2 separate regions of the Homo sapiens genome follow, and region 1 is linked to region 2. The links are chromatin loops, found by intact Hi-C in ENCODE. Cell type or tissue: A673. All regions are shown on one strand. Links, peaks and the distances in the headings refer to the core of each region. The heading gives the core; the rest is flanking DNA.

Evidence for each region. Peaks named below come from ENCODE experiments on the same cell type or tissue, not always from the same donor. Only the 100,000 strongest peaks of a DNase experiment are listed, where the experiment ranks them.
Region 1: it touches region 2 in a loop (2.3-fold over the local background); 9 of 110 quality-filtered maps call a loop at or near these places.

Annotation. Positions count from the first base shown.
Region 1 is chr3:627,307-636,377 of GRCh38, forward strand. All of the region lies in intron 1 of LINC01266 (long intergenic non-protein coding RNA 1266), which reads left to right. Among named protein-coding and RNA genes, the nearest start is that of LINC01266, 40 kb to the left of the region's middle. In A673, for the core only: a CTCF peak has its summit at 5,457 (motif pointing right); a DNase peak (open chromatin) is centred at 5,475.
Region 2 is chr3:849,863-858,933 of GRCh38, forward strand. It overlaps LOC107986058 (a long non-coding RNA gene), which reads left to right and starts at 5,280. Exons shown (of 3, transcript XR_001740584.1): 1 at 5,280-7,411; 2 at 7,883-9,071. RefSeq lists a silencer at 1,449-1,498. In A673, for the core only: no CTCF peak of the experiment used is centred there; no DNase peak of the experiment used is centred there.

The DNA.
Region 1 (9,071 bases), core at 513-8,512, 220 kb before region 2:
TGGTGAGGAACTTTTTGCTACATCACCCCATAGTAGGAAAGCAAAGGAGTACATGCTCAAAAGATCAAGAGACTGAACTCACAGCCCCCAACTCTTTTATAATTGGCATTATTAATCCATTCATAAAGATGGAGCCCCCTTCACAATCACCTCCCATTAGGCCCCACTACCCCACACTGTTGCATTAGAGATTAAGTTTCCAATATATGCTTTTAGGGACCACATTCAAACCATAGCATTCCAACCCTGGTCCCCGAAATTCATGTCATTCTCACAAGCAAAATGCATTACTTTCATTTCAATACCCCCAAAGTTTTAGTTTGTTCCAGCACCAACTCATAAGGCCAAAGTCGAGAGTCTCCTCTAAAGAGAATGGTGGTGAGAGTCAAGGCATGATTCATTTTGAGGCAAATGCCCTCCAACTATCAGCCTGTGAAACGAAAGCAAGTTATCTACTTCCAAATTACAGTGATGGAACTGGCATAGAGTAGACATTCTCATTCCAAAATGGACAAATAGGCAAGAAAAGAGGGGTAACTAGTCCCAAGTAAGTCCAAAACCCAATAGGGGGAAAACAGTAAATCTTAAAGCTGGAGAATAACTTTTTTAACTCCGTGTCTTGCCTTCTCAGCACACTGGGACAAGGATTGGACCTCCAAAGCATCAGGCAGCCCATCCCTATGACTTTAGCAGGCTTACTCCACCTAGCAGCTCTCATGGGTTGGAGTCTTATACCCGTGGCTTTCCCAGGCTGGAGCAGCATATTGATGGTTCAGCAGTTCTGAGGTCTTGGAGGCTACTCCACTCTCATGACTCCACTAGGCATTGCCCTAGTGGGGACTTTCTGCAGTGGGTTTGCCTCTGCGGCAAGTCTTTGCCATGGTCTCCAGTCTGTCTGTAACATGCTTTGAAATCTAAGTAGACGTTGCCATGGTCCCAGAGCTCCTGCCCGCTGTGCACCTGCAGAATTAGTACCATGAGGATGCTGCCAGGATTTACAGCTTGTACCTTTGGTGGCTCAAGCCTCACTTGGGTCCACTTGAGCCAAGACTAGGATGGCCAAGAGGCACTGCATTCAGAGAGCAGAGTCCTAAAGCAAAGGGCAGTGAATCCTGAGGTCCTGTAGCCACCTCTCTGAAAACTTTGCTCTGAAAACAAGGCAAGTCCTATCTTGCCTTGAAGGTCTGTGAAATGCCTTTAAGGTCGTTCTTCTATTGTCTTAATCAATAGAACCTGGCTTGCTTCTACCCATATTAATCTCATTAGCAAAGAGTCACTTGGCCACACACTTAATATTCTCTGCTGAACACACTTTTTAATTCTTTACATGGCCAGGCTGAGATTTTTCTAAATCTTTCTATTCTGTTTCCCTTTTAATGATAAATTCCATCATTACATTATTGTCTCCTTCTCTTATTTTACTGTAAGCAGCTAATAGAAGCCATGCAGCATCTTGAGTACTTTGATGCTTAAATATTACTTCTGCCAGACCTGCTAGCTCATAGCTCTTAAATTCTACCTTCATGAAGTCCTAGGACATGGACAGGATTCTGCCAACTTCTTGGTGACTGAATAACAAGGATGGCCTCTACTTCAGTTTCCAATACTTTGTTATTTCCACCTGAGATGTCATCAAAATGATCTTTACTTTCTGTATTTCTCCCAGTATTCTGATGATGACCACTTAAATAATCTGTAAGAAGATTTAGGTTCTTTTTACAACTCTTCTTTTCTTCTGAGCCCTCAGAAGATGCACCCTTAATGCTCCCTGTATAGTAAGCTAGGCTTTTATAGCCTGCTCTTCCAAATTCTTCCAGTCTCTACTCTTTACCCTGTTTCAAAGCCCTTCTCACATCTTCTGGTATTTGTTATAGCAACAGTCCCACTTCCCAGTACCATTTATTTATCTTAATCTGTTTGGGGTTGCATAGCAGAATACCTGAGATGGAGTAATTTATAAAGAACAGATCTTAAGGTTCTGGAGGCTGGGAAGTCCAATGTCAAAGATCCTGCATGTGGTGACAGTCTTCTTGCTGCTTCCCATGGTGGAAGGACAAAAATGCACATGCATGAGAAAGCAAGTGATAGGACATGCAGGCTGAAGTCTTTCATAAACAGTATTATTCCATTTATAAGTATGGAGCTCTTCTGACCAAAACACCTCTCGTTAGGCCCCACTTCCCAATGTTGTTGCATTGGTTATTAAATTTCCAACATGCTTTTTGGGGAACACCTTCAACTCATGGCAGGTATGGATGTATGTGTGTATAAATACATAACAAACACAAATATATATATGTGTGTGTGTGTGTGTATGTACATATGCACATACACATTTATATAAATATAAAAACATCTATGGTTTCCTGGGGATATTATCTTGGAATCCTGCATTTTTTAATAAGTACAAAGTGATTAAATGTGAGCTCATATTCGAAAACCACTTCCTTTGCCAAGGCCCAGGCCAGTCACAAAAGAGGTTATTAGCATTTCATTAGTTGGATTTTCTCTGTTGCGTCTATTAAAGAGCCTCCATTTCCCCCATTAATACAGTGGGTTTGTTGTCAGAGGGTGGCAGCATTATAAATAATGTGTGCACTTTTAGGTTACCAGTTTGGAGACTAGGCCTATGTTCTGAATGTTTTCCTGAGACCATATGGATAATCTTTTGGCATCATCCAGACTCAAACCCTCTGACTGCTTCTAATAATGCTGGTGCTTTCAGTGGTCACAAAATAGATCACAGTCTCAAGGATCAATGTAAGATTTGAAGGTAAGGACATCTTTATGTGTAGAGGGACATTTTCTGATCTGGTAAATAACTTATCAAGCTGAGGTGATTTTTTTCTCAGTTGTCTCCCTTCCCTTATCAACACACATCTCTATTTCAATTTTACTGATTTATGTACTTTACTGCTGTTTAAATCCTTCATTGTAGTGCTTGGAGCATCTAGGAACATATGTGCCTCAAAGCATCAGTAAAGTGTGGTAGGTGTCTTTGAGGGTGCCTTTAACTGCAAGGATGGACATGCACTGGTTTAGCTCTGATTCTGGTATCATCTAGTGATATCTAGTTTGTGTCTACGTTCCCCCATTTTGTTTTTAAAAAAGAAAAGAGTTAAAGAATCCTGAGCTTACTAAAATTGTTTGGCTCGCACAGTGGCTCAAGCCTGTAATGCCAGTACTTTGGGAGGCCGAGGCAGATGATTGCTTGAGTCCAGGAGTTCAAAACCAGCCTGGGCAACATTACAAAAACCTGTATCTACTAAAAATACAAAAATTAGCCAGGCGTGGTGGTGTGCACCTGTGCTCCCAGCTACTCAGGAGGCTGAGGTGGGAGAATCATCTGAGCCTAGGGAGGGCCAGGATGCAGTGAGCCAAAATAGCGCCACTGCACTTTAGTCTGAGCAATCAGAGTGAGACCCTGTCTCGAAAAAAGAAAAAAGGGTTGGGGCGGGGGGTGCGGTTTGATGTTTATTAAGCTTTGAGGAAGGATTCCTACTGTGAGCATGGAAAGGCAGGTGGCGATAAGTGTGCCAATTTTTTCACCATTTCTGACCTGGAAGTTGTGAAATATTTACTTTATGCAAACTTTACTACTGTATAGAAAATGTTACATGTCCTTAAAGTTGTGTAGTTAAAATACTACTAGGTATAAAGGGGGTGAGAGAAATAACTGACATGAATACTATGAGCCTATTCTAAATACACTATTTCATTCAGTCTTCAAAACCACCCTATGAAAAATGTATTGTTATTCTTATTTAGTGATGAGGAGACAAAAGTTCAGAGACAGTGAATGGTTTTCTTAAAATAGTTCATTGTAATAGTTGGTGAAATGTTTAAATCCAGGTCTGCTTGTTTCAAAGCCTAAATGTTTTCTCTTAATATGTTACAGTCTAGAAACAATGATTAAGAGAATTTGAGAGTATGAAGGGAATACTGTGGTAACAGCAAAGCTGGAAAGATAGAAAGGACCAAGCAATAGTAGACCTTGAATATCAGAACAAGGATTTAATTTTTTTAAATATTATGCATTTATGTATATGTATGTGTTTTCATATTTGTACCCTATCAATAGTAGAAAAATATTGATGAGAAAAGGTCAACTTATTCTAATAAAAATATTTGAAATGAAATATTTCAAATAATGAAGAAATGTGTACACAAATATATGCATATATATGTACATATACATTTATGTGTGTGTATATAAAAATTTTGAGTGGGGAAATGACAGCACATGAAGTTTGTTTCAAGAAGTTTGTCCTGGCCACACAACGTGAGAGATGTTAGTAGATAGATATTTGCGAGACTAGCTAAGGGATGCTTGAGCTAGCTCGAAGAAATAATGAGAGTCTAAACCAAGGTAGTAGCCTTGGGAATGGAGAGAAGGAATGGATGGGAGAGATTATGAGCCATAATGCTAGTTGACATAATCAGTTTCTCTGGACAGTTTCCAAATGAGACTTACCTTAGTGAAACCACATTCTTACACACTCATAAATTTTCTAAGTAAGATAACAAACCAGGTTCCTATGTAGGTGCTAAAAGGCTATAATTAAAATCAACCCACTTATTTAAAAAAATAAAGGTTAAGGAGGTGACTTAATTGGGCCACAGGAGAGCTATCTATTTATGGTGAGAACTTCCTACTCAAAGGATAGCACATCCAAAGGCAGTGCTAGTAAAACATTTGAGAGTTTGGAAATACGAATCTCTGAACTAGGTTATTCTAATTCCACTAATTGGCTGCCACCACCTGCATTAATTGACATACTGACATCTTTTCCCTGCTAGTCCCAAACATATGTGGCCACATTGCCCAAAGTACACAAATTACCCACTAAAGTCAGTGAAACTTATGGCTCCTGCCGACATGGTAGCTGGATTATTATTATTATCGATCCACTTGGCTGCATCTTGTCACTATGTCACAGCTGGCTTGCAGTACTAGGAAAGAACTATTGCATATGCAGAATCTTGAAAGCCATGGGAAAAAAAAGTAAGTGGGGAAAATAACAATGTTAATGGCCTCATAACGTGCTGTGCTTCGGTTTAGGACAAATGCTGGTGAGAAAGTCCAATCCATAGTTTGGCGGAGAGAGTGTTGGCTGGCATTAATGCAAAAATTTTATTTAAATTTTAATTATCGGTGGATAAGTGTTTTAGATTTTGTGAACATCCAATTTGTAAGTTAATTTTGGAGTACCTAACCCAGAAATCACATAATCTAAAATCATTCTAATGAGTTTGGCCGTGACTCAATTCACAGTTAAAGGAGAGACGTTACTCCAAATTTAGTCTCATTTTTGGATCATGAAAATTCTTAGATTGGGTCATACACACCATGGTGCCGAGTAGTGCTTAATTAACTTAATAGGCCAAGACTTCATTCCACATGATCCTGTGGGATTTGTGAAAGCGTTGGTAGCCGAGATAGAAGCCAAATCAAGAATGTACCACCAGGTGGCGCTTAAGGACTTCCTTTCTTCACATGTCACTCAGTCAATCCAGGATTTATTGATGTGAGAAAGTGTAACACTAGATACGCATTTCCAGAAGGGTGGCATGAAACTTCTTTAAAGATTTCAGAAATAATATAGTGTTTCTAATCATAGGATTGGGTCTATCTATTTAGTGAGCGAGACCACTCTCTACACACACATAAAGGAGACAAATGTTATCAAACAACAATGATAAAATTACGTTTTGTGAGACAACTGTGTTCATTAACGCATTTTTTTAAATCTCAAAACATACAACATTATTTCATGTTCACCATCTCATTTCTTGCAAGCGGCCTATCAAGTAAGTAGTATTTATTATTGTCATTCTTTTCCTAGAAGAGGAAATAAACACCCTAAGAGATTAATCAACATCACACAATTGGTTAATAACAGAGCTTGTAGTGTAATCCAATGATCTACTCCAAAGCCTGAAATCTTAACCAATGTGTCCATCTGCCTCTGATATGGCACTGGTTAAAGTGTAGATGATTGTTCTAGTTTTCAACAACTGGTGTTTAAAATTTAGGGGAAATTTTAAAGTTTTAGTTGACATTAAAGTTGCATTGAATTTCCTTTCTGGTAAAAGAAAGAAGCAAAAGGTGGTGGTCAAGTATATTCAGTAATAGACACAGAAAGACTATAATAGCAAGTATAATACACTTGGGCCGCCTTTGTGAATTAATTTAAAAATGATTGCATGCCTGGAATTGCTTAATATGAACTTCCCAATAGAAGAAGCTTTGAGTTACCCTTTCTTGTTAATAGGATTGTCACTTTTTTTCTTTCCAACTCTGAACAGCAGATAACACTGTATAATACTTGTCCCAACAGAGGCTCCAAATCAGTAGAGGATGGAAAAACACTCTTATTCAGAGACCCATTTTCTTTGTTTTATAAAAACCTGTTGGGAAGAAGGTTAATCACAAACAGAGATGTAATTCGGCATAGGGAAGACTTCCTTCCCTATTTTGACAATAACCTTAATCTTAATTACTTGATTCACTCCAAGGAAGAGTCAGATTAATGTACCTGTTAGAACACCACCTAGTTTCTCTAATTAATGTAAATTGTAAAATGTTCAGGAGGTGTTAGAAATCAGAATGTAGTTTGTTCCTATAATTTGAAAACATCCTAATCAGGATGTGTTCTTGGAGGAAAGGGCTCTTTGTGTACCTCTAAGAAAAACAGTGAATTTTTCAAGAAAAAAACAAAAAGGCTTGAGCTGAAGTCACATTGGGGATGTTTTGTCTTTCTGAGCACAGGCATATAAAATAAAGGAACCCATAACTGCACAGGGGTTGGTCTGCAGATATGATGAACTCCTCTAAGTCATCCAGGGCTTATAAAACAAAGGAAGTGCAATTCAATTCTCTGAAAATACTAAACTCAATGTTTGATCGTTAGCACACAGCTGTCTTCATCACCACCCCCACTGCCACAACCATCATCATCATCCAAAGTCATTATAATTGTTTAAGATGCTGCAAAAGTAGAAATGAAATAAACTCTGTCCTTCTCACCTGAGAGTTGAATATGTAGATGTAGAAGATAAAGGAAAGTATTTATTTTAATGCACATTTTGAACACATAAGTTTTATTATCTTTATTATGGTATTGGGTAAAGTGATGTATGCAGAAATATTATTAGAGGCAAAATAAACCCTTTTTCTAATAATTTTATTCACTTATTGTCATAGCCCATTTATTGTTACTATAAGGAAATACCTGAGGCTTGGTAGTTTACAAAGAAAATTTGGCTTCCAATTCTGCAGGCTGAACAAGAAGCATGGCACTAGCATTCTGCTCAGCTTCTGGTGAGGGTCTCAGTTTGCTTCCACTCATGGCAGAAAGTGAAGGGGAGTTGGCAGGTGCAGAGATTACATGGCCAGAGAGGGAGCAAGAGAGAGGGGAGGGAGGTGCCAGGCTCTTTTTAACAACCAGCTCTCATGGGAACTAACAGAGTAAGAGCTCACCCACCCTATAGGAACAGCATTAATCTCTTCATGAGGAACTCATCCATGATCCAGACACCTCCCATTGGGCTCCACCTCCAACATTGGGATCAAATTTCAACATGAGATTTGATGGAGACAACCCATCTTCAAACTATAACGCTTCTTTTAGGTATATTATTTATATATAATTAATATGTTATATATAATCATATATACACATATAAACTATATAATTATACATATATAATATATATATGTATATATAAACTGTATATAATATATACATAAATACACATATGAGTATATATGTATATAGTATATATGCATATATACACATATAAAATATTTATATAATATTCATATAAATATAAACTATATATGCTCTATACGTGTGTGTATATATAGTATGTGTAATTTTTTACACACATATGCACATATACAAACTATCTGCTATTTACTAAAACACTTTGCTTGGTAGAAGGAATATCAAAGTCAACAAGACATATGAACTCCAGGAACATTGCATCTAATAAAGAAGACAAGAAATCAGAAAAAACTACCACCTGTGAAACATGTTATGCTACAGTTAAGTATAGGTAGCTGTAGGAGTATATAAGAGAGTCCTCCAACCTATTTTTTTGAAGTGTTTGTAAGACATGATCCCAGGAAAAGGTGACTTATAAGTCAAAGACAGAATAAGCATTAACTGGGCAAGGGGGGAAGTTCCAAGCATTTCAGTCTGCAAAGACCCAGAGATAAGAGAGTGATGAGCTCACCAGGAATCCTGAGTAGCTTTCTAAGGTTTGAGTTAAGACAGTGGAAAGAGACTGGGGAGAGAGGAGGCTGGAAAGGTAGGCAGGGGCTCATCATAAAGGGCCTTCTTTTGCTGTGAAAAGTTTAGGCTTTATCCTGCAAGGTGTGAAGGACACATTAAAGGATTTAAGCAAAACACCTTTGTTCTTTGTGAAGATCACTCACTCCAGATGTTGTGTGGAGGAGGAATAGGTGAGTAAGAGGGGAATAAAGGGTTCAAGGTGGTGATAGCTATTTGAGGCAGAGATATGAATATGCTGACTGAGGGAACAATAATGGAGGTGGACAAATTTGGATGGCATCAAAGTTTAGTACAGGAATCATGTTAACTGGATTAATGGCTGAACTCATTGTGACACTCAAAATATAGAATAGGGTTCTTTTGAGACCTAAGTAAGATGTGTAATTTATTCTTAAGATAAACTGGTGGTTTGGCCCTATATTTTGAAGAAAAAACAATTTGTTGCTGCAAAAAGATGGTGATAAGAAAACTGGGAGTTTTAGAAATGCTGGAGGTCACTGAAATTGTACCGACAGATTTCTAATTCTCTTATCTGGGAATCATGTCTTCAGCAACTTCCAAAATTGTGAACTCACTTGACCTCGGATAGACAAGCAAACATTGATTTTGAGTTTTCTTAATGGAGGAGCTTTGCATCATGTACTTTACTTGGGGAGATTCTCACCTCTATTTGCTTGCTACGTCTGTTGGCTTCTCTCTTAGACGTGGTCATAACATCATCACTTAGCTGGTTCTCCAGCTTGAAGGGGACTAGAAGTACTAAAAATGAAG
Region 2 (9,071 bases), core at 512-8,511:
TCAGTACCTTGGACCCAGCTTCCCCAAGGGTTCAAGAACTCCCCCACCATCTTTGGGGGGGTGCTGGCTTGAGACCTCCAGAAGTTTCCCACCAGAGACCTAGGCTGCTTGCTGCTCGAGTACATCGATGACCTCCTGTTGGGACACCCCACGGCAGTCGGGTGTGCCAAGGGAACGGATACCCTACTCCAGCACCTGGAGGACTGTGGGTATAAGGTGCCCAAGAAGAAAGCTCAGATCTGCAGACAGCAGGTAAGTTACCTGGGATTTACTATCTGATAGGGGGAGCACAGCCTGGGATCAGAAAGAAAGCAGGTCATTTGCAACCTACCGGAGCCCGAGACCAGAAGGCAGGTGAGAGAATTCTTAGGAGCCATGGGGTTCTGCAGGTTATGGATCCCAAACTTTGCAGTACTGGCCAAGCCCCTGTACAGAGTCACAAAGGGGAGCGACAAGGAACCTTTCAAATGGGGGTCCCAAAAGCAATGAGCTTTTCATGAGTTAAAAGAGAAACTCATGTCAGCCCCCGCCCTGGGGCTGCCTGACCTGACAAAGCCATTTACACTATATGTGTCAGAGAGAGAGAAGACGGTGGTTGGAGTTTTGACCCAGATCATGTGGCTCTGGCCAATGCTGGTGGCCTACATCTCTAAACAACTAGATGGGGTTTCTAAAGGTTGGCCCCCATGTTTGAGGGCCTTGGCTGCAACTGCCAATGGACGGATCCAGTTATCAGATAAAAAAATAGCCATGCCACAACTGCTAGGAGCCACAGTCGTACTGGCTGTTCTTGAGGCCCCACATGCTGTGGTGACTTTAATGAATACCAAAGGACATCATTGGCTAACAAATGCTAGACTAACTAGGTACCAAAGCTTACTCTATGAAAATCCCCACATAACCATTGACGTTTGCAACACCTTGAACCCCACCACCTTACTCCTGGTATCAGAGAGCCCAGTTGAACCTAACTGTGTAGAGTTGTTGGACTCAGTTTATTCTAGCAGGCCCGACCTCCAAGACCATTCTTGGAAATCAGTAGACTGGGAGCTGTATATGAACGGGAGCAGCTTCGTCAACCCACAGGGAGAGAGATGTGCAGGATATGCAGTGGTAATGCTGGGCACTGTCATTGAAGCCAAATCATTGCCCAGGGTACTTCAGCCCAGAAGGCCAAACTCATTGCTTTAATTTGGGCCATAGAGCTAAGTGAAGATAAGACTGTAAATATTTATACTGACTCTTGGTATGCCTTCTTAACCCTGCAAGTGCATGGGGCATTGTATAAAGAAAAAGGCCTGTTGAACTCTGGGGGAAAAGACACAAAGTATCAGCAAGAGATTCTGCAATTATTAGAGGCAGTGTGAAAGCCCCAAAAGGTGGCAGTCATGTACTGCAGAGGACACCAACAATCTTTCACCTTGATTGCCTTGGGGAACTCCCGAGCTGACTCAGAGGCTTGAAAAGCAGCATCCACCCCCTACCGGGCATCAGTCACAGCACCCCCTGCTCCTTCAGGCACCTGACCTTGTACCTACTTATTCTAAAGAAGAGAAGGACTTTCTCCAGGCAGAGGGAGGGCAGGTGATAGAAGAGGGATGGATCCAGTTATCAGATAGAAGAATAGCCATGCCACAACTGCTAGGAGCTGCAGTCGTACTGGCTGTTCATGAGACCACCCACCTAGGCCAAGAGTCACTTGAAAAGTTGTTAGGCTGGTAGTTCTACAACTCACATCCGGCAGCCCTTGCCAAAACAGTGGTGTATCAGTGTGTCACCTGCTGGCAGCAGAAAGGTAGGCAAAATGCAAATGTCCCGCCCAGCATACAAGCCTGTGGAGCAGACCCCTTTGAAGATCTCCAAGTAGACTTCACCAAGATGCCCAAATGTGGAGGTAACAAGTATTTGCTAGTTCTAGTGTGTACATACTCTGGGGGTGGTGGTGGTGGTGGTGTGGAGGTCTGTCCAACACGAACTGAGAAAACTCTTGAAGTAACCTGTGTGATTCTCCGAGATCTCATCCCTAGGTTTGGACTGCCCTTACAAATAGACTCGGACAACAGGCTGGCATTTGTGGCTGACTTGGTACAGAAGACAGCAAAGGTATTGGGGATCACATGGAAACTACATACCACTTACCGACCACAGAGTTCTGGAAAAGTGGAGCAGATGAATCAGACTATCAAAAGTAATTTAGGGAAAGTGTGTCAAGAAACAGGATTAAAGTGGGTACAAGCTTTCCCTATGGTATTGTTTAAGATTAGATGTACCCCTTCTAAAAGAACAGGATATTCCCCTTATGAACTATTATATCATAGGCTCCCTCCCATACTACGGGGATTCCCAGGCACTCCTCAAGAGCTAGGTGAAATTGAGTTACAGTGACAGCTACAGGCTTTAAGGAAAATTACACAAACAATTTCAGCCTGGGTAAATGAGAGGTGCCCCATCAGCTTATTCTCCCCAGTTCACCCTTTCTCCTTAGGTGATCGGGTGTGGATCAAGGATTGGAACGTAACCCCCTTGCAGCCATTGTGGAAAGGACCCCAGACCGTCATCTTGACCACAGCCACAAAGGTAGAGGGAATCCCAGCCTGGATCCACCACAGCCATATAAAACCTACAGCACCTGAGACCTGGGAGGTAAGACCAAGCCAGGACAACCCCTGCAAAGTGATGCTGAAGAAGACAATAAGCCCTGCTCCTGTTACACCCAGAAGCTGGCTGGTCCATGCCTGGCTGAAGCATAAGGAAACTCATTGTGGGTCTCATTTTCCTTAAATTTTAGACTTGTACAGTAAGTACTTCAACTGATCTTCCTCAGACTGAGGACTGTTCCCAGTGACATCAAGTTACTGAGGTAGGGCGAAAAGTTAAAACAGTCTTTCTGTTTTATAATTATTATGAAGGTACTGGAACTCTAAAAGGGACTTGTTTGTATAATGCCACCCAGTACAAGGTATGCATGCCAGGAAGTGACCAGCCTGATGTGTGCTATAACCCATCTGAGCCCCCTATGACTACAGTTTTCCAAATAAGATTGAGGACTGGCAACTGGGGAAAAGCTGATAAGAGTAAAGTAATATCTAAAACAGAAGAGAAAGGAGTTCCCAAACAAATTATCTTAAAATTTGATGCCTGTGTGGCAATCAACAGTGACCCGTATGGAAATAGAATAAGATGCGGCTGTCTAGATTGGGAAAGTGGCTATATAGTAGAAAATAAGTATGTTTGCAATGAATTAGGACTGTATAGTGATGAACATAGTTACTGGTCCTGTGTCATTTAGGCTACCTGGAAAAAAGATAAGAAGGACCCTGTCCTCCTTCAAAAAGGAAAGAGTAACTGTTCCTGCACTAGTGGTCACTGTAACTCATTAGAACTACCTGATCACCATTGGAAAACAGGAGAGTATGTAACCCTAGGAATCAATGGAACTGGACTGGATCCCCAAGTAAATATTTAAGTGCAAAGGAAGGTCCACAGGCTCTTTCCCAAACCAGTGTTTCAGACCTTTTAATAATAATAGTGTTAGGAGCCTGCATGTTACTCCCCTGTATGTTACCCATATTTCTACCACCTTAGTTCATCAAAAGACCTCAGCACAAGTGTATTACATGAATCCCTATTGATCTGTCTCACAGGAAGACCTGGGTGGTGACTATGAAAGTGAGAACTCCCACTAGTGAGTGAGGTTCTCAAAGTGGGGGAATGAGGAGAGAGGCCATTTATCTTACTGTCTCCTGTCTCTGAAGAGAAAGAGGAAGTAAAAGCTGAAAAACAACAGGAATGAAATCAGTGGCAAGACCAGCCAGTGCACCGATGACCAGGCCTGAGGTTAAAAGATTAACCCCCAACTCTAACCACATGTGCTACCTATAGATCTCAATCTATCATGACCCTTTCACGTGGAACCCCTTAGAGTTGTAAGCCCTTAAAAGGGCCAGGAACCCTTTCTTCGGGGAGCTCCATTCTTGAAATGCAAGTCGGCCAATAGTCCAGTCCGAATAAGGCCTCTTCCTTCTTTAATCTGGTATCTGAGGGGTTTTGTCTGCAGTTCATCCTGCTACAGTCCCAGTGCTGGTGGCCACAGGAGTGCTTATGTCGCCCCTCCCCTAAATGCAGACAGCACAGCATGGAGAGAGAGAGAGACTCCATTTGTTTGGGGGAGAGTGAAGGAAAAGAACAAGAGCCTCTGCCTCATAATCCAGGGAATTCTGCCAGATCTTACTGCAGACCACCAAGGTGGTACATCTGTGAGTTTGCAAGAGTCATAGTGTTACTGGGCTTGAGATGCCTCTAAAGCAGATATGGCTGCAGTGACCAAATACTTAGATCACAACCCTCAATTCCCTTTGAATACTGGGAAAGCCTTCTCAAGGAGGATGGGAGGCTGGGCATGGTGGCTCATGCCTGCAATCCCAGCACTTTAGGAGGCCAAGGTGGGCAGATCACCTGAGGTGGGGAGTTCAAGACCAGCCTGACCAACATGGAGAAACCCCGTCTCTACTAAAAATACAAAATTGGCCAGGCGTGGTGGCACATGCCTGTAATCCCAGCTACTTAGGAGGCTGAGGCAGGAGAATCACCTGAACCTGGGAGGTGGAGGTTGCAGTGAGCCGAGATTGTGTCATTGCACTCCAACCTGGGCAACAAGAGTGAAATTCCATGAGGAAGAAGAAGGAGAAGGAGACCAGATGTGGTGGCTCATGGCTATAATTCCAACAATTTGGGAAGCTGAGGAGGGAGGATCACTTGAATCCATGAGATCAAAACCAGCCTGGGCAACATACTGAGATCCTGTGTCTACAAAAAATACAAAAATCAGCTGGGCATGGTGGCATGTGCCTGTAGTCCCAGCTACTTGGGAGGCTGAGGTGAGAGGATCGCTTGAGCCCAGGAGGCTGAGGCCTGCAGTGAGCCATGATCATGCCATTGCACTCCAGCCTGAGTGGCAGAGTGAGATTCTGTATTAGAAGAAAGAAACAAACAAAGAAAGATGGGTACACACAAGCACAGACTGTGGAGATTATAATAAATAACTAATTCTTTAATGGCCAGACATTGACCAATAGCCACAAGCATCAAGAGCATCCAGGAAAACATGACCTCACAAAATTAAATAAGGCATGAGTGTCCAATCTCAGAGTGACAGAAATATGTGATCTTTCAGAGAAAAAATTCAAAATAGCTGCTTTGAGGAAGCTCAATGAAACTCAAGACAACACAGAGAAGGAATTCAGAATCCTATCAAATATATTTAACAAAGAGATTGAAATAATTTTTTAAAATCAAGCAGAAATTCTCGACCTGAAAAATGTAATTGACATACTGAAGAATGCATCAGATCTCTTACCAGCAGAACTGATCAAGCAGAAGAAAGAATTAGTGAGGTTAAAGACAGGCTATTTGAAAATACACAGTCAGAAAAGACAAAATAAAAAAGAATTAAAAACTATAAATCAAGAAATAAAGTAAAATAAAAACAATGAAGCACACTTACTAGATCTAGAAAATAGCCTCAAAAGAACAAATCTAAGCATTACAGGAGGTAGAGAGAGAGATCAGCATAGAAAATCTATTCAAAGGGATAGTAAGAGAGAACTTTCCAAACCTAGAGAATGATATCAATGTTCAACTGCAAGAAGGTTATAGAACACCAAGTAGATTTAACCCAAAGGAGACTACCTCAAAGGCACTTAATAATCAAACTCCCAAGAGTCAAGGATGAAGAAAGAATTCTGAAGGAAGAAAGAGAAAAGAAACCAATAACATGTAAGGAGATCCAGTATATCTTGCAGCAGACTTTTCAGTGGAAACATTATAGGCCAAGAGAGAGTGGCATGACATATTTAAAGAATTGAAGGAAAAAAAACTTTCATTCTAGAACATTATATCCAGTGAAAATATTCTGAGATCAGGAGTTTGAGAACAGCCTGACCATCATGGTGAAATGCTGTGTCTAGTAAAAATACAAAAATTAACTAGTTATTGTGGTGTATGCTGTTAATCCCAGCTACTCGGGAGGCTGAGGCAAGAGAATCACTTGAACCCAGAAGGTGGAGGTTGCAGTGAGCTGAGATCACGCCACTGCACTCCAGCCTGGGTGACAGAGTGAGACTGCCACAAAAACATAATAATAGTAATAATAAAAGAAAAAGGCAAAAATTCAAACAACAGAAACTGGGCAAAGCCCTCCACAAAAGAGGAAATGTGAAGGAATAGCTAATAAAAACACGAAGAGGGTCTCAGCCTAACAGGGGGAGATGTCACGTGACACCCACCAGACTGGCAAAAATCCCACAACCCAATCCATGCAAGAGTTAGGGAGAATGGAGAGTAGCAGGAACACCAGGCACTGCTAAGAACGGTTGTGAAATATATTTTTGTTATGCTTCTATATGAAAGGGTGTGTGTTGTGGGTTATGAGAAAAATTACATTTCTTACCTGGGATGAAATTTTAAACATTGGAAGCTATTGACCAGAAGAAACTTGCACTTTTGTACAAAAGAAATACCCAAGAACATTCCTAACAAAACAGAGTCCTAAAGGCCCCAACCTGGCCAAACACTCATCAACAGGGAAATGAAGACATTTCCCATGCTCCTCTCATATGACCGGAGATCATGCAGCAATAAAAATGAATCATGTCAATGTGGGTGGGTCTCAGGAAGAGAATGGAGGACAAAAATAGACATCGAGCAGATGCTCAGAGCCATGCAGTGTAGGAGCAGCCACACAGGAGAATTTCTCACATCAAAGTTCAAAACTACAGCCAAGGCAACAGAGCAAGACCCTGTCTCAAAAAGACAATGGAAAGTTCCAAAACTAAATGGCATATTTTTTAGGGATGTACACATAAGTGGTGGAAGAAATGTACTATGAAGAAAAATATGGGAATAATAAAGACTAAAAGAGGAATTGATTCCCTCTGTAGGAGAAGGGAAGGGGCTAGGGCTCAGGCAGGGCCTCCGGGGAGCATCCAAAGTTATGTCTCTTCAGATTCTATTCCCTAAACTTGGTGGAGGTCCTCTGTGTCCAATGTGTCTGTATTCTTTATACCTTACCCATATTGTACAAATGCTTTATTTCTATTCAACATTTAGAAGACAATCATAAACAAAATGCATTAAATAGCAAGATGGCAAATGAACCTCAGGAAGGAACATCAGGAACATCCATGAGGTTCCATCCACGGAACCTCACCATGGATACGCTTGTGATCAAGGGCCTTGTCTCCCCTCAAGACAGTCAGAGATCAGAGGCTGCCCTCATCATAGCAGTGGAACAGGACCAGCTGGGACAGGGTCCTTCTGTGACACCTGCTGTGTCACCAGGCTGTGCGAATGGACTCAGCTGCCCGAACTCACAGAATATCAGTAACAGCACCGAAACTTCACAGGAAAAATGGTAAGTTGTAAGTTTCTCCATTAATAGTAACTCTCAGATTAGTCTATGTCATCCATCGCTTCTCCATTAAATAACTTTTTATAGCTTTACATGGGTCGATTTTTCAATTTATATTTTATTTTACTAACTGAATGAAAAGATATATATTGTGTGTGGTGTGTGATTTTGTCTCAGTCAGGATAATCATAGTTTAATTTCTATTATTATTATACCAATATCATTTAGTTTTTTTAAGCTGTTCAATTCCTGAGGGTATTAATCAGGGTCTTTCTGTCTCATGAGACAAAAAACAAATCCAAACTGTGTAAGAGAAAGAAGAATGCATTGATCACGAGGACTGAGAAGCTCCCAGGCTTAACTTGCTTGGGATTCAGCTACATGTACAGTTTCAAGTGGTGTCCTGTAAACTCTCTCTCTCTCTCTCTCTCTCTCTCTCTCTCTCTACTTCCCCAACATCTGCTCCATGTTTAGCTCCACGAACTTCAGACTTAAAAAGCATCACTGGCTCCTGACCAGGATTCCAGCTCCATGAACCTCAAACTAGAACACCAGCCCGGCTTCTCTGCAGGTCTCCAGCTCCAAAACCTAAGACATCAGTGGCAGTACAAACTCATCCCAGGGGCTCCAGCTCCAGGACCCTCAGACTTGAACCGCAGCACCAACTCTTCCCTGGATCTCCATCTCCATGACCCTCAGACTTAAACAGCAGCAGCACCAGTTCATCTGTGAATCTCCAGCTCCACAACCCTCCAACTAGAAACACACCAGCTCCTCCCTGGGTCTCCAGCTGCACGACCCTCAAACTACAACATCAGCTCCTCCCCGGGTCTCTAACTCCATGACCCTCAAACTAAAACAACACTGCTCACCCCTGGGACTCCAGATCCACAAACCTTACACTAGAACAGAAACACCAGCTCCTCCACAGATCTCCAGCTTTACAATCTAAGACATTAGTGGCAGCACCATCTCCTCCTGGGGTCTCAAGCTCCAGGACCCTCAGACTTGAATCGCAGCACCAGCTCTTCCCCGGATCTCCAGCTTGACGACCTTCAGACTTAAACAACAAAAGAATCAGCTCCTCCCTGGGTCTCCAGCACCACAACCCACAAACTAGAAGAACACCACTCCCCCATGGATCTCCAGATCCATGACCCTCACACTAGAACACCAACACCTGCTCCTCCGTGGGTCTCCAGATCCACGAACCTCACACTGGAACACCAACACTGGCTCCTCTGCGGGTCTTCAGCTCCACAACCTAAGACATCAGTGGCAGCATTGGCTCCTCCCATGGATTCCAGCTCCAAGACCCTCACATTTAAACTGCAAGACCACCTTCTCCCTGTATCTCCAGCTGCACAACCCTCAAACTAGAACATCAGCTCCTCCAATGGTCTTCAGCTGCACGAAACTCAAACTAGAAAAACAACAGCTCCTCCCTGGGTCTCCAGCTCTGCAACCATCAAACTAGAACACCATCAGCTCCTCTCCAGGTCTCCAGCTCCACAGCTCTCAAATAAGAGCAACATCAGCTTCTCCCTGGGTCTCCAGCTGCACAACCCTCAAACTAGAAAAACACCAGCTCCTGCCTGGGTCTCCAAGCTCCATGACCCTCAAACTCGAACAACATCAGCTCCTCCCCACGTCTCCAGCTGCA